Regions from separate parts of the Homo sapiens genome. Here all the other regions are linked to region 1. A link is a contact called in ENCODE Hi-C or POLR2A ChIA-PET data. All regions are on one chromosome and are shown on one strand. Each heading gives the region's core, a stretch centred on a gene start or an enhancer-like site at or near the end of the contact. The rest is flanking DNA. Distances are from core to core; before and after follow the strand shown. Region 1 holds the start of CCDC85C (coiled-coil domain containing 85C). Region 2 holds the start of SLC25A29 (solute carrier family 25 member 29). Region 3 has its middle 33 kb from the start of DEGS2.

What was found. A loop is a pair of places that touch in the nucleus more often than their neighbours do. ChIA-PET counts read pairs that join two places held with the same protein, here RNA polymerase II (POLR2A). Pooled maps may share reads with other maps.
Region 2: a loop to region 1 is called in a map of CD8-positive, alpha-beta T cell, with 7 times the contacts of the local background. The contact joins the promoter of SLC25A29 here to the promoter of CCDC85C in region 1. A Hi-C loop is called at or near these places in 3 of 168 maps with a recorded cell type or tissue (B cell and CD8-positive, alpha-beta T cell), 1 of 37 single-sample maps with no recorded cell type and 9 of 50 pooled maps. POLR2A ChIA-PET finds 5 or more read pairs at or near these places in 1 of 52 experiments (WTC11).
Region 3: a loop to region 1 is called in a pooled map, with 24 times the contacts of the local background. The contact joins the enhancer-like site here to the promoter of CCDC85C in region 1. A Hi-C loop is called at or near these places in 1 of 37 single-sample maps with no recorded cell type and 9 of 50 pooled maps. POLR2A ChIA-PET finds 5 or more read pairs at or near these places in 1 of 52 experiments (MCF 10A).

Annotation. Positions count from the first base shown.
Region 1 is chr14:99,601,130-99,605,456 of GRCh38, reverse strand. It overlaps CCDC85C (coiled-coil domain containing 85C), which reads left to right and starts at 1,250. Exons shown (of 6, transcript NM_001144995.2): 1 at 1,250-2,290. The coding sequence starts at 1,498. It also overlaps a transcript of HHIPL1 not described here. RefSeq lists silencers at 46-195, 376-445, 506-645, 786-1,315 and enhancers at 1,576-1,695, 2,402-3,055.
Region 2 is chr14:100,305,194-100,309,520 of GRCh38, reverse strand. SLC25A29 (solute carrier family 25 member 29) reads left to right here and starts at 3,077. Exons shown (of 4, transcript NM_001039355.3): 1 at 3,077-3,322. The coding sequence starts at 3,289. It overlaps MIR345 (microRNA 345), which reads right to left and starts at 1,662; the gene lies at 1,565-1,662. RefSeq lists enhancers at 2,097-2,266, 2,297-2,366, 3,575-4,141 and silencers at 2,457-2,526, 2,617-3,086, 3,147-3,246.
Region 3 is chr14:100,190,844-100,195,170 of GRCh38, reverse strand. No RefSeq gene overlaps it. Among named protein-coding and RNA genes, the nearest start is that of DEGS2, 33 kb to the right of the region's middle. RefSeq lists silencers at 1,310-1,399, 1,990-2,309. Within about 2 kb of position 2,175, at least 31 of the 41 ENCODE cell types and tissues checked have a DNase peak (open chromatin) inside an H3K27ac peak, as active enhancers do.

The DNA.
Region 1 (4,327 bases), core at 1-2,500:
CGTGGGCCGCTCACTGTCGCGTGCGCGGATTTGATCTCGTTGCAGGTTCCGGGGGAGGGACCCCCCCCCGCCCCGCCCCGCCCCGCCTGCTGGCGGTAGACGCGCCGTAAATGCGCTTTGGGGACCGGAGGATAACGAGACAGACTTACAGGCAGTGGGAAGCCCGGGGGTCCCGCGAGGCCGCCGGTGGGGAGTTCTGTGGCCGGCTCGGCGCCCCCGGACCCCGGCGTTCAGGCCCCAGTGGGAGACCTTCCCACCCTTCCCAGTGGTTTCCACCCCGCGAATTGCAGATTATCTCCCGAATCCCAGGGATTTAGCGGTCGAGTGAGCGGAGGTGGAGCGGGGCTCCGAGCGCCGCTCCGGGCAGGGGGCAGGTTCCCGGAGCTCTCGCCCCATCGGGGCAGAGAGTACTGACCGCGCTGCGGGACGCGGCTGGCAAGGCCCTGGCCCTGCAGGGGCGCGGACGCCAGCGTTTAGCTCAGCCCTGGGCTAGGAGTGGAGACGCAGCCCCGCCGCGTGCTCCGGCAGGGGACCCGGGTGGGGACGGGGGCGGAGGAGCCTGGGGGCAGGGAAGGGGACAAAGAGCCGCCCTGCTGCGGGGAAGAGCGACCCCCATGTCACAGTCCTATTGTTCGCTGTGTCTCCGACTGCCCTGAACTCTGGTGCCCCCGGGAGGGAGAAGGGGCGCCGTCGCCCGGATCGTGGGTATTTGTTTATCTGGGGAGAGGGAAGAGGACCGGGGACGCGGGCCGGGGAGGGGGCTCGACTGCTATTTTCGCGCGTCGCCTTTAAGGGAAGCCCGGCCCTACCTTTCCCACCGTCCCCCTCCCCGCAGCCGTACCTGCATTTTAAAAGCGCCCTGTAGCCCTGGGATTGGCTAAGGCCGCGTCCTCCGGGCGCAGAAACTTGAACCGCCGGGAGCCGGCCGCGGGCGGGGGTCGGAAACCCCGCGGATGGACCGTACCACCGCCGCAGCTTCCCCCGCGCGCGCCCCGCCCCTCCCGCACACCCCCGGAGCGGCCCAATCGCCCGGCCGGGAGGGCGGGACCGCGGCCGGAACGCGCCTCTGAGAGGGCACTGGACGGGCGGGCGCACCGCGCAGGGGGACGGCGGGGGCCGCGCCTCTGCTCCCCAGTCGCCCTCGGGGGCGGGGCCGGGCCTCGGAGACCCGCCCACTCTCCGCCCGGGGTGGGCGGGGCGGCGGGGGCTCCGGGAGCTGGGCCGGGGGCGGGCCTCCGCCTGCTTCTCCAGAACCCTGAGAGCGCCCGGCACCGCGGCCGCCGACGCAGCAGCCGCCTCCGCTCGTCAACCCCGAGGCGCGCGGGCTCCCGGGCGGCCCCGGCGGGCGCGGCGAGAGGACGCGCCAGGCGGCGCGGGGCGGGCCGCACGCGCCCCCGGCCGCCCCCCGCCCGCGCGCGGACCGGCCCAGCGGAGCCCCGGCGCGGGGAAGCGCCGGCCGGGCGAGGGCGAGGGCGATGCCGCGGTGACGGCCCCGCCATGGCTAAGCCCGCGGCGACGGCGGCGGCGGCGTCGGAGGAGCTGAGCCAGGTGCCGGACGAGGAGCTGCTGCGCTGGAGCAAGGAGGAGCTGGCGCGGCGGCTGCGGCGCGCCGAGGGCGAGAAGGTGGGCCTCATGCTGGAGCACGGCGGCCTGATGCGCGACGTGAACCGGCGGCTGCAGCAGCACCTGCTGGAGATCCGCGGCCTCAAGGACGTGAACCAGCGGCTGCAGGACGACAACCAGGAGCTGCGCGAGCTCTGCTGCTTCCTCGACGACGACCGGCAGAAGGGGCGCAAGCTGGCGCGCGAGTGGCAGCGCTTCGGGCGCCACGCGGCCGGCGCCGTGTGGCACGAGGTGGCCCGCTCGCAGCAGAAGCTGCGCGAGCTCGAGGCGCGCCAGGAGGCCCTGCTGCGCGAGAACCTGGAGCTCAAGGAGCTGGTGCTGCTGCTGGACGAGGAGCGCGCGGCACTGGCGGCGACGGGGGCCGCAAGCGGTGGCGGCGGCGGCGGGGGCGGCGCCGGCTCCCGCAGCTCCATCGACAGCCAGGCCAGCCTGAGCGGGCCGCTGTCGGGTGGCGCGCCCGGCGCGGGGGCCCGCGACGTGGGCGACGGCAGCAGTACGTCCAGCGCGGGCAGCGGCGGCAGCCCCGACCACCACCACCACGTCCCACCCCCGCTGCTGCCCCCCGGGCCGCACAAGGCCCCCGACGGCAAGGCAGGAGCCACACGTCGGTCCCTGGACGACTTGTCGGCGCCGCCGCACCACCGCAGCATCCCCAACGGCCTGCACGGTAAGGACTACACGGGCCGGGCAGCGCGGGTCTCCCTGGCTGCAGCCCTTTTCCCAGGCTGCGGCGAGAGGAGGTGGTCCCTGGCTGTCCCACTCATGCGGCCGCCACTCCAGACTCCTCCAGCTGTCATGGATCCTGGGCCAGGGGATCCCGCACTCACCCAAAGTGGGGCTTTGGGCGGTGGTGGGCCGGTTCAGTGGTGGAGCGTCTTTTTGTCCAGCTCAGAACCTGCTGCCGGTCCGGTCCCAGAAAAGTTTCTAGCGGGTGTAGTTGCCAAAATTAGGGTCTGTCACTGCTGGGCTGGCGGTGGGCGCCTCATCCCAGCCTTGGAAATCCTTGCCTAGTAGCGGGAAGTTCTAAACAGCAAAGGATACAAGGCCCCTTGAGCGCAAGTGAATTTCCCCTCTTGCAGCAACAGGTGTCCTCCAAACCAAGCAGCGTCCACGTGTGTGCGGTGGCTGGAGTTCTGCAGTGGGGTGTGGGGATTGGGAAGGTGCACAGGCAGCCGCTTGAGACCCAGAGGCAGTTGGGGAGAGGCCTGGGGCTCAGAGCCTTTCTTGTTTGCCATAAATTCCGCCCTTCTAGTCCTGGGACCTTTCTCAGCCGAGACTCTAAGACTTTCCCGAGGGAGATGTATTTGGAACGGATTCTAGCTTTTCTCCTCTGTGTGCCTCAGTTTCTTTGTCTGTGAAATGGAGATGATGACCTCTGCCTCGTGGGTTTGAGGTGGAGATAAACCTTCTGAAGGGATTTATAAACTGTTGATCGCCTTACAGGAAGTGCCGTGGTCATCCGTGACCAGGGTGTGGGTGGGAGGAACTTTGGCCTCTGTCAGCTTCTGTCTTCTACGCCCATGTTACTGCTGCGCCCAGTGCAGAGGGTGGCCCCAGCTTGGGGCTGTGGGAGCTTGCAGCCTGCTCCCTCTCCCAGCCCCCTGCTCAGCCCTTCTGCTCCCTGCCAGCTTTCTCCTCCTCGCTGGTGGATCCGGGGCCTCCCTGTTCTTCCACGTTTTTTGGTAGCTTGGCTTCCAGTTCTGCTGGTAGTTGCAACTGCCTGAACTTTTTGCCTGAAGGTGGAGAATGAACAGCTCTTTCTGGTTCCCTTTAAAGCCTTTCCTAATTCAGAGAAAGTGTGTCTAAGCCTGCAATAACTGCCCTCCCCAGAACCCCTCAGCCTGAGCTGGGGAGGGACGTTTTCTCCTTAGTTTGGTGGCCAAGTGGCCTCTGCAGACGTGTTGGGGTGGGGGCTGGGGTGGGAGACATACCCATGGAGGTGGGGCAGGGGCAGTGCAGCATGTTTTTCCTTTATTTACCATCCTGAGCCTGTGGGTTCAAGGCAGGACTGGGTTTAGAGGGATATTTTGTTACTGATTAGCAATCTATGGCTACAACTCAGGTTTCTCTTTGTAACACTGTATCCACCCCCACCTCCCACCACAGGCTGCTTCAGGGCAGTGGGAGTAGCGCAAAGTTAGGTGGTTTAATTTGCTGGGGCTGTTCAGAGCACCTCAGCCCCTTTGATTTTGCCGTCCTGGGGGCTTTTGAGGGGTCAGTTATCTGGGCCTCGGTTTCCCTAAGTGCAGTCCAAAGAGCAGATTGCTGCAGTCTCGTGGCTGGAAAGTGAAATGTTTCTGGTTTTCAGCTGCGTCATCAATGACACTTGGCAAGAGTGCCTCTCTGCAGGACACTGGAGGGCTGGAGTGTTTAGAGCATACTTGCAGGAAAGGCTCTGTCGAGTTTTGGGCAAGGAGATGCGGCCCCAGTCTGGCTCAGCATGTCAGCTGCGACAGTGAATAATACAGGAGTGGAGGACTAGGCTACACTGAGTTTTCCACCCCACTGGGGGTCAGTGGGAGGTTGAAGTATAGGGTTTCCCACAGAACCCATCCTCCCCCAAGCCCACTTAGCACAGGACTGCTGCAAATGTTGTGGCAGCAAACCTTGCTTTGGGGTGAAATGAAAATTCAGCATTATTATTACAAATTTCGGTTACAGATGGAATTATTATTATTTAGTTTTGTCTCTTAAAGCCATGTGT
Region 2 (4,327 bases), core at 1,828-4,327, 700 kb before region 1:
GTGGAACATGGGAGTTTGAGAAAGCACATTCTGTGCTGTAACCTTATCCTCAGGAAATGAAATAAAACAATAGACACTGAACCCAAGTGTCCAAGATGTAGGCATACGGATTCATTTACTTGGCACCAACTTTTTCACTCCTCCTTTCTGGTCTCTCCTCAGCCCTGACATGGAGGTCAGGGATTTGTGTCTGTCTTGTCCCCAACACAGGGCACAGGGCAGTGCGCCGACTGAGTGCATGATTCCCAGGCAGCAGGGAAACAGGGTGCTCAGGAAGATGTGGTTTTGCAAAGTTTAGTAACCCAGCAGCACACCCGTGTGGACGCATCCCTTTCCAGTGCCTGTCCTCACCCCCTCCCCAATGTCCCCCACCCAGTGTCAACTGTGCAGGCCCTGGGCACACCAAGATGAAGGGGACAGACCTGGGACCTGCCCTCAGGGTACTTCCAGCTGAAGGCAGCCCCCTGTCACCCACAAGGGAGCTGAGGCTCCCTTGGCGGGTCAGGTCAGGCAAATCTGTCCCAGAGCCCAGTCCTCCACTGTCCCCCACATGTTGACCTTAGTCCCCAAATCCAACAGCCCTCCCCCGACCACACACACACACCCAGAACCCTGCCCTCTCCTTGCAAAGTGCACAGCTAAGGGCCCGCACTCCTCATCTCCCAGGCCTGGCACGATCCCACTGCTGCCCTCACACGGCCTGCCTCAGCTCTCTCAACAAAGGACCCTCCCTGCAAGGAGGTTTTTCTTTTTGAAATAGGGTCTTGCTCTGTCATCCAGGCTGGTGCACAATGGTTCGATCATAGCTCACTGCAGCCTTGACCTCCTGGGCTCAAGCGACCCTCCTGCCTCGGCCTCCTGAGTAGCTAGGACTACAGGCCTGCAGGCATGCGCCACCACATCCTGCCGATTTTTTTTTTTTTTAGAGATGGGGCCTCACTATGTTGCCCAGGCTGGCCTCAAACTCCTGGCTTCAAGCGATCCTCCTGCCTCAGCCTCCCAAAGTGCCTGGATTACAGGCATGAGCCACTGAACCCAGCCTCAAGGAGGTTTCTGAAGCTCAACTATGGAATACCTACTGTTTACCAGGCTACTAGGCCCCTTCCCAAGGACCCCAGGGACTGACAGCTCAGTGCAACCTGCCCCAAGCATAATTTTCAAGGCATGTGCATTCTCTCAATAACAAAGCAAAACAGGTCATGCTTGTCTCCTTATCCGTTTCCATCATTTTCTCACTACTGCCACATGCTGTCAAGGTACTGGATTTCCCTCCCAAACCTCCTCAACCAGGAATGGATGTGCAGGGATTTGTGCTTTACCTCATGAGCCCTCCAGCATCCCAAGGACATCCTGTTCCTAAGGTAAGTGACTACATGTAGGTAGTCCAGTGTAATCACTGTGTCTGCAGGAGGCCTCCAGCCACCTGAGTAGCCCCACAGCCAGCTCCTGCCCTTTTGGGTCTGGGCTTCTCTTGGGGCCCCCATACCACTGCTTTTCTGGCCCATGGGCCACTCTCCCCCATCCGCACACCTGCCTCCCTGAGGCAACCAAGTGGGTCAGAGAGGCTGTCGATATTCAAACCCAGGCCTCCAGACCCCTCGTTCAGGGCCCACCAGCCATCACGAGCCCTGGACTAGGAGTCAGCAGACCTAGGGTTTGGGTCTCTGCTTAACATTCTACTTAGACTCTAAAAGGAAACTAACATGAGCACTGGGGACCCCTGCCCCTAGCACCAGGCTGCACTACTGACAACACCTACCTGTGTGTCCTAGTACCAAATACACAGAACCTTTCGACCTGCACCTCCAGGAGGTAGGTACCCACTGGAATTTGGATAAAAGAACCATGTGACCCTAAACCTGGAAACGTGGCACACGGTGTGGCCTTGCCTGCCTGCAGGCCCTAAAGAAGGAAGCTGGGCCCGGCCTAAGGCTGATCTGACTCCTACAGCGAAGAGAAAGCGCCTGGCCCGTCCCTGCTCCCAGGCTCCAACCTGACAGTCTGGACCTCCAGAGGCGCTGGGGAAGGGCTGGTGGGAAGTCACCGAATGGGACGCTCCACAGGGACCAGGGCAGTCCCTTGCCACTGCGAATGTCAGGGACTCCTGGGGGGCCGAGTCAGACTCGGCTCTCATTCATCCCCGCAGCCCATGGATACCCTGGTGACCCAGAGCCAAGCACCCTCCGACTTCAGCGCCTGAGCGCGGCCCCTACCGAGCCCCTCCGGTCTCGCCCCGTCCGGCCGCCGCTGACGGAGGCGCTGCGATCTGGCCCGACTCCACTCTGCAGCCCAGTCCAGGAACCTCCCTCTCTCCACAACCTTCCGCGGCTCCCGCGACCCGCAGTCCTCGGGAAGGAGCTGTGGCCCGAAGGCCTGCTGCGCCCTTTGCCCATGGCCCCTTTCCCTTTTAAGGTTCCCTGCTCTCCGCCCAAATCCCAGCCTCAGGCTCCGCAGGAAGCGCCCGTGCGCGTCCGACCCCCAGAACCCGGCGGGTTCGGCCAGGAGTCCGGAAGCCCCGGAGGCCACCGCCGCCGCGGGCGCGCAGGCGGGACGGGCAGAGGCTCCCCACGGGCGATTCCCGCTCGCGGAGTTTCGCAACTAGCGGCGTCCCAGTCTGCGGGCCTCGGAACGTCCCGGCGCTCCACGGCCGTTTTCGCGGCAGGGTCCGCACGGCACAGACTAGGGCGCTGAGGTTCTGCGGCGGCGCCGGACTCCGAACCCAGGGTCCGGTTCCCGACCCGGTCCAGACCAGAGCCACCCCGCGTACTCCGGGTGGGGGAGTCCTCGGCTCAACCCCGCCACCCCGCGCGTCCCCTCCCGCCGGACCTGCGCACCCAGCGCGCTCTTTGTCTGAGGCGTCCCCGCGCCCCGCCCGCGCGCCCACCACGTCCCCCGCGCCCCGCCTCCCGCGCACGCCCGGCCAATGAGGCGCGGCGGCGAAGCGCAGTGCCCGGGGTGTTGTCCGCGCCGTGCCCGCCCATTGGCCTCACTCGGCGCCCCCACCCGGGCCCTGCCGGCAGGCACGAGGGGCGGGGCGCGCGGCCCGAGGTGAGGGACCGCGGGCCGGAGGGGATCCAGCGAGTCAGCTGCCGCCGAGGGACCAGCGCGGGTCTAGCTGCTGCCGCCATCCCCACCATCCCTGACCGCGCCTGCCCGGGCTCCGCGCCAGGAGGAGCGGCCAGGCCCAGCCCCGGCACCGCGCGCTCGGGGACCCCGACGGCGCCCAGCCCGGCGAGGGGCCTCAGGGGGAGGACGAGGAGGAAAGGCGGCCTCGCCGGGGACCCGGCCATGGCGCTGGACTTCTTGGCTGGATGCGCGGGGGGTAAGGAGGCGGCGGGCCGGGCCGGGCCGGGGCGAGGCGTCCGGGGAGGGAGGTCGGCCCACCAGCACGCCCTGGCCTCGCGGCTTCCCGCTGGCGGGGGTCGCCGCGTCTGTGAATGGGGACCACAGTTCTCTTGCCTCGGGCGGGTCTCGTGGGCGTAAATTGACTTCAGGCCCGGGCTGTCCGCGAGGGCAGGTGTCTTTATTCTCTCTGGGCACGCTCGGACGGGAGGTCTGGGGCGCCGGGGCAGCACCGTGGCTGAGCGGAGGCCAGGACTGCCGGGAGGATGCCCCACTGCCCCCCGCGCCGAGGTCCCGGGCTCATCTCCTTCCCCTCCCCCATCCCCATCCGTTGCGCACTGGGAGCAGGGTCCCCTCCCCCGGCCGTATATTTCGGGACTGACTCCACCCCGTCCCGCGCAGCCATCCAGCGGGGTTGGGGCTACGGAGCCGACCCCCTACTCGGCTGGCCTTGGAGGGCACTGAACCACTCTGGCGCCGAGTCACGCCTTGGAACGCCGCCCCTTCCTACGCGGTTTTGTGAGCTGTTGGGGGCGGAAGGGGGGTGGTGGGTGGGTCGGGCGAGCCGGTGTGGGGCACCTTCTCCGAGGCGCGGTCGCGGCTCTGGGGTTCCTCCCATGCAGTTGTCCCCGGGAGGGCCCGGGCGGGCGTGCAGTCCAGGCTCTCCCATGCCCCGACCGTGGGCGTCGGGCACGGCACTTCCCTGTTGGGCCTCTGGCTTCTCTGCTTTTACCTTGAGGGTTAATTTATTCACCAGGATTTAGATGTCGGGGGCGGGGGAGGGTGGTTGGCGGCGGGAGTTGCTGAGAGGGCCGGCCGCTTATCCCTGTTTGGTCCCACTTTTCTCCCAGCACCTGCCCTTGTTCACCGCCTCTTCATCTACTTGGATTTGGCTCGAATAAACCCTCAGCTCCCGGCCAGCGCTGAGAGCCCTGGCGGAAGAGTGGGTAGCGGTGGCCTTAAGTATTAAATCTGTGGCGTCGGA
Region 3 (4,327 bases), core at 926-3,425, 590 kb before region 1:
TTCGAACTCCTGACCTCAAGTGATCCACCCGCCTTGGCCTCCCAAAGTGCTAGGATTACAGGTGTGAGCCTGGCCTATGTGAAGGTTTATTTAAGCCCTCACCTCTCAGTGGTAGGCAGTGATTAGATAATACCTCAATGTGAAAAAATCAGTAACCATTAGTACTGTGTAAACCTGTCACTTCCACATATGGAGGTGAGAACCTGAAGAAACATCTAGAGGAGTACAAAGTGGCTGCCTCTTTGGGGAGGACCCAGGGTGGGCAAAGCAAGGCAAGGGACTGCCTTTTTTCATTGTAAGCCTTGTAGTTCTATTTGTCTGTTAAAAATATGTACGTGTTATTAATTTTATTGAAAAGAAAAGCTAAAGCAAAAAAGAAAAAAGGAAGAAAATGAAGGATCAAAGAGGTGAAGTAATTCGCCCAAGGTAACACAGGATTCAGAACTAAGTGTGTCTGAGTTCATATTTGGGATAGCCACAACCCTGCAGCCTTGCCCAGCCCTTGGCCTGATGCTGGAGTTGGGGTCTATGGGACCAGCCTCCAACCTTGAAGACAGATCACCTTCTGCTATGAAATGTTGCTGAAGTGAGAGCCTGTTGGAGACGTTCACCTGATGAGCCTTGATGAAACAGAAAGGACTTTTCACATGTCTGACCTTGCAGGCTGGTTTGTGGGGATTCAGTGTCCACCAAAGCCCCAGCCCAGTGCCAGCAAATCAGTAGAGTGTTGTCTAAGTCAGCGGCATTGTTTTGCGAGCCCATGGATGAGCTGTTCTCCAAGGTCAGCCACAAATGTGTCAGAATTCAAACCCAGGGCCTGGGGTTGAATTCAGGTCTCAGTAGCTGATGATCCTCAGCACAAATGGTGGGGCCAGTGCTGAGAAGTACATGGAGTCTGGAAAGTAAGGCCTGGTCTTGGCAATGTGGTGGAGGTGGGGCTGGATGGACCCTGGAGAGAGCAGCATGTGAAAGGCCCAGATGCATGGCCTGGGAGCTGACATGGGTCAGTGTAGCTGGAGAATAGAGCACAGGGTGGGAGAACCAGGAGGTTGCAGCCAGAGATGGGCAGAGGTGGAAGCAGGGCTTTGAAGGGCCTTGCAGGTTGCCATTGGCCCTGATGTCAGGGTAGCAGTGAAGGCCTGTGGCCATCACAAATGCCTGTCTATGCTCACCTTTCCCCTCCGCTTGCCTTCCCACCCCCACCCCCACCCCCGCCCCCGCAGGCGCTGACTCTCCCTTCCAGGGCCCTGCCCATCAGTTTTCACCAGCAGAGCTTCAGGCGCAAGGCTGCCTGGTATGAGGGTGCCCTCAGCTCCCCAGGCCTGTCCCCAAACAGTCCAGCTGGGGGACCCAGACAGTCATTCAGCCTCTAGGGGCCTCCACTGACTCCCCAGGAACAAAAGAGCCTTTGTGCCTCCCTCCCAGGGCTGCCATGGGCCTGAACATCAAGTAGCCTCTAAAGTACCTGGCAGGGGGCCTGGTACTCAGATGATGCCCAGGGATGTTACTTCCTAGCTATCGTCCCGCTCCTTGGTTTATATTAACACACAGGTATTAACGTGCCTTCTGTGAGCCACTCCTGCTTACTGGGGAGATACAGAGATGAAAAGTCAGTGGGTGTAGACAAGCAGATGGCAGCCCAGTGTGGGGTGGTCGGTGCCAGTAGGAGGAAGATGCACAGGGTATGAAGAAGCCCCAGAAGGCCCTTAACCCAACCCCAGCCGGGATTGCAAAGAACAGTCGGAGCAAGCGAGGGGGAGAGGAAGGGGGGAAAGGTCGTTCTGAGCAGAGGGCACAGCCTGGGTGAGTCTAGGCCGGCAAGGAGCACGTGGCAGGCCAGGGGGCCTGGCGGGAGGTCTGGCAAAGATTTGTGCCTTTATCCCCAAAAAGCCACTCCGGGGTGTGAAACACCGCCGCTAGGTGGAGAAGGGAGGCGAGAGCAGCGGCTCCAAGGCACCTGGGCGAAAGAGCGGAAGCGGCGCCGCTCAGGTCTCCGGCCCCGCCCTCTGGCCGAGGTGTCAGGCCTGACGCCCCGCCCACAGCTCGCTGAAGGGCTACGGGACGCGCGGGATGGGACTTTGCCTCCCTCGCTGGTTGGCCCGAGCCGAGGACACATGACACAGAGCGGCCAATCCCCGCGCCTCAGGGACCCATGCCCACTATTTCCGAGCCCGGCCCGCCTGATTGTCCCGCGCGGGAGCCGCAGGGAGACTGGTCGGCAGGGGGCGACAAAGGGCAACTTGAGCCGCCGGGACGCGGTTGTGGAGGCCCCAGGGCTGCCGGGCAGTAGCGATTTCCGGGACGGCCGGGCGGCCAAGTTCGGTGACCTTTCTATGGCGTGTGCGGTCGCCGAGGCCGCCCCGCGTCTGACATCCCCGGGGCAGTGGGCTCTCCTCGTGTGGCCTGGCGCGTGATTGCTGGCCCACCCCACTCTGCCAGGCCTCAGTTCCTAGTCTCTGAGGGTCTGGGCTTCTGCAGGGACGTAGGAGTTACAAAATGCCCCCTCCGCCCATGTCCCCCCATTTTTTGAGGTCTTGACCTCTACCTCCCAGAGCTCACGCTGCCTCCTCCAGGAAGCTTGTCCCGGAGCCCTGGGACGAGACTCGAGCCCCACCCCTGACCCCCGTGCTCTCGGGCCCACAAACAGGTCCCTGGGCCTTGACGCATGGCCATCTGGGGACCCCTGTCCCAGAACGCAGAGCCTGGGCAGAGCCCCCTCCCCAGCCATGGCCCCAGGTTCGTTGGGGGTCCTGAGGCTGGTAAAGGCCGCCTTTCGTCAGGCTGAGACCGTGAACTTGGCACGGGCCATCACCACCGACAGCTGACTAGTAGGAGATGCAAAGGGAGAGGACCCTGCCGAGGCCTGAGGTCCCCGTGAGGCGCGGGGGCTGGGGAGCCGAGAAGCCGACCTTGATGGAAGGCCGACCTTGATTAATTAAGGTATCTGGCAGAAGAAATTTATTTCTTTATCTTTTTTTTCTTTTCTTTTTTTTTTTCCCCTGACTTCTCCCACCCCGCCCTGAGCCCATCCGCATCTGGACTTAAGCCCTAGACCACTTCGGAAGTGGGTGGGTGGTGGGGGGAGGGGGGTGGTGATCATTTGCCAAGACATGTACAAAACAAAGTTTCTGGAAACAGGCTCTTCCAGAATTCAGCAGAGCCTGCTGGGAAGGCCACTCACCCCCTCGGGAACAAGGGTTTTGCCAAAAACACTGGACATGGAATTAAGCCTTACCGATTTATCTTGGTGATAGCCTCTCCCAGAGAAGGTCAGCTCTAAAAGGGAAGAAAAGTCTGTCCCCAGTTATAATTCTTTTTTTTCCTTTGAGACAGAGTCTCACTATGTTGCCCAGGCTCTAGTGCAGTGGCGCAGTCTTGGCTCACTGCAAGCTCCGCCTTCCGGGTTCAAGCGATTCTCCTGCCTCAGCCTTCCGAGTAGCTGGCATTACAGGCACCTGCCACCACGTCCAGCTAATTTTTTTGTATTTTTAGTACACACGGGGTTTCACCATGTTGGCCAGGCTGGTCTCAAACTCCTGACCTCAGGTGACCCGTCCACTTCAGCCTCCCAAAGTGCTGGGATTAGAGGCATGAGCCACCGCGCCCGGCCTGTTATCATTTTATTGAGTGTAGTATTTTATATTTTATTCCTTTAGCTAGTCAAGAAAAAAAAAGGAATAAAATATAAATCCAGGAGGCAGAGGTTTTGGTAAGCCGAGGTCGCGCCACCGCACTCCAGCCTGGGCAACAGAACGAGACTCCGTCTCAAAAAAAAAAAGCAAAAAACAAAAAAGACAGCCCGAGCGCGGGGCTCACGCCTGTAATCCCAGCACTTTGGGAGGCTGAGGCGGGTGGATCGCAAGGTCAGGAGATCGAGACCATCCTGGCTAACAGGGTGAAACCCCGTCTCTACTAAAAATACAAGAAATTAGCCGGGCGTGGTGGTGCACGCCTGTAGTCCCCGCTACTCTGGAGGCTGAGGCGGAAGAATCGCTTGAACCTGGGAGGCGGAGGTTGCAGTGAGCCAAGATCGTGCCGCTGCACTTCAGCCTGGGCGACAGAGCGAGACTCCATCTCAAAGAAAAAAAAAAAAAGAATAGACTAATCCATTTGTGGGTTAATAAATTAATGGGTTAGCATGTGAGTAGAACTACATACATGCCTGAGGGCTTGATGGAAGGCCGACCTTGATTAATTAAGGTATCTGGCAGAAGAAATTTATTTCTTTCTCTTTCTTTTCTTTTCTTTTTCTTTTTTTGAGAGAGAGTCTAGCTCTGTTGCCCAGGCTGGAGTGCAGTGGCACAATCTTGGCTCACTGCAACCTCTG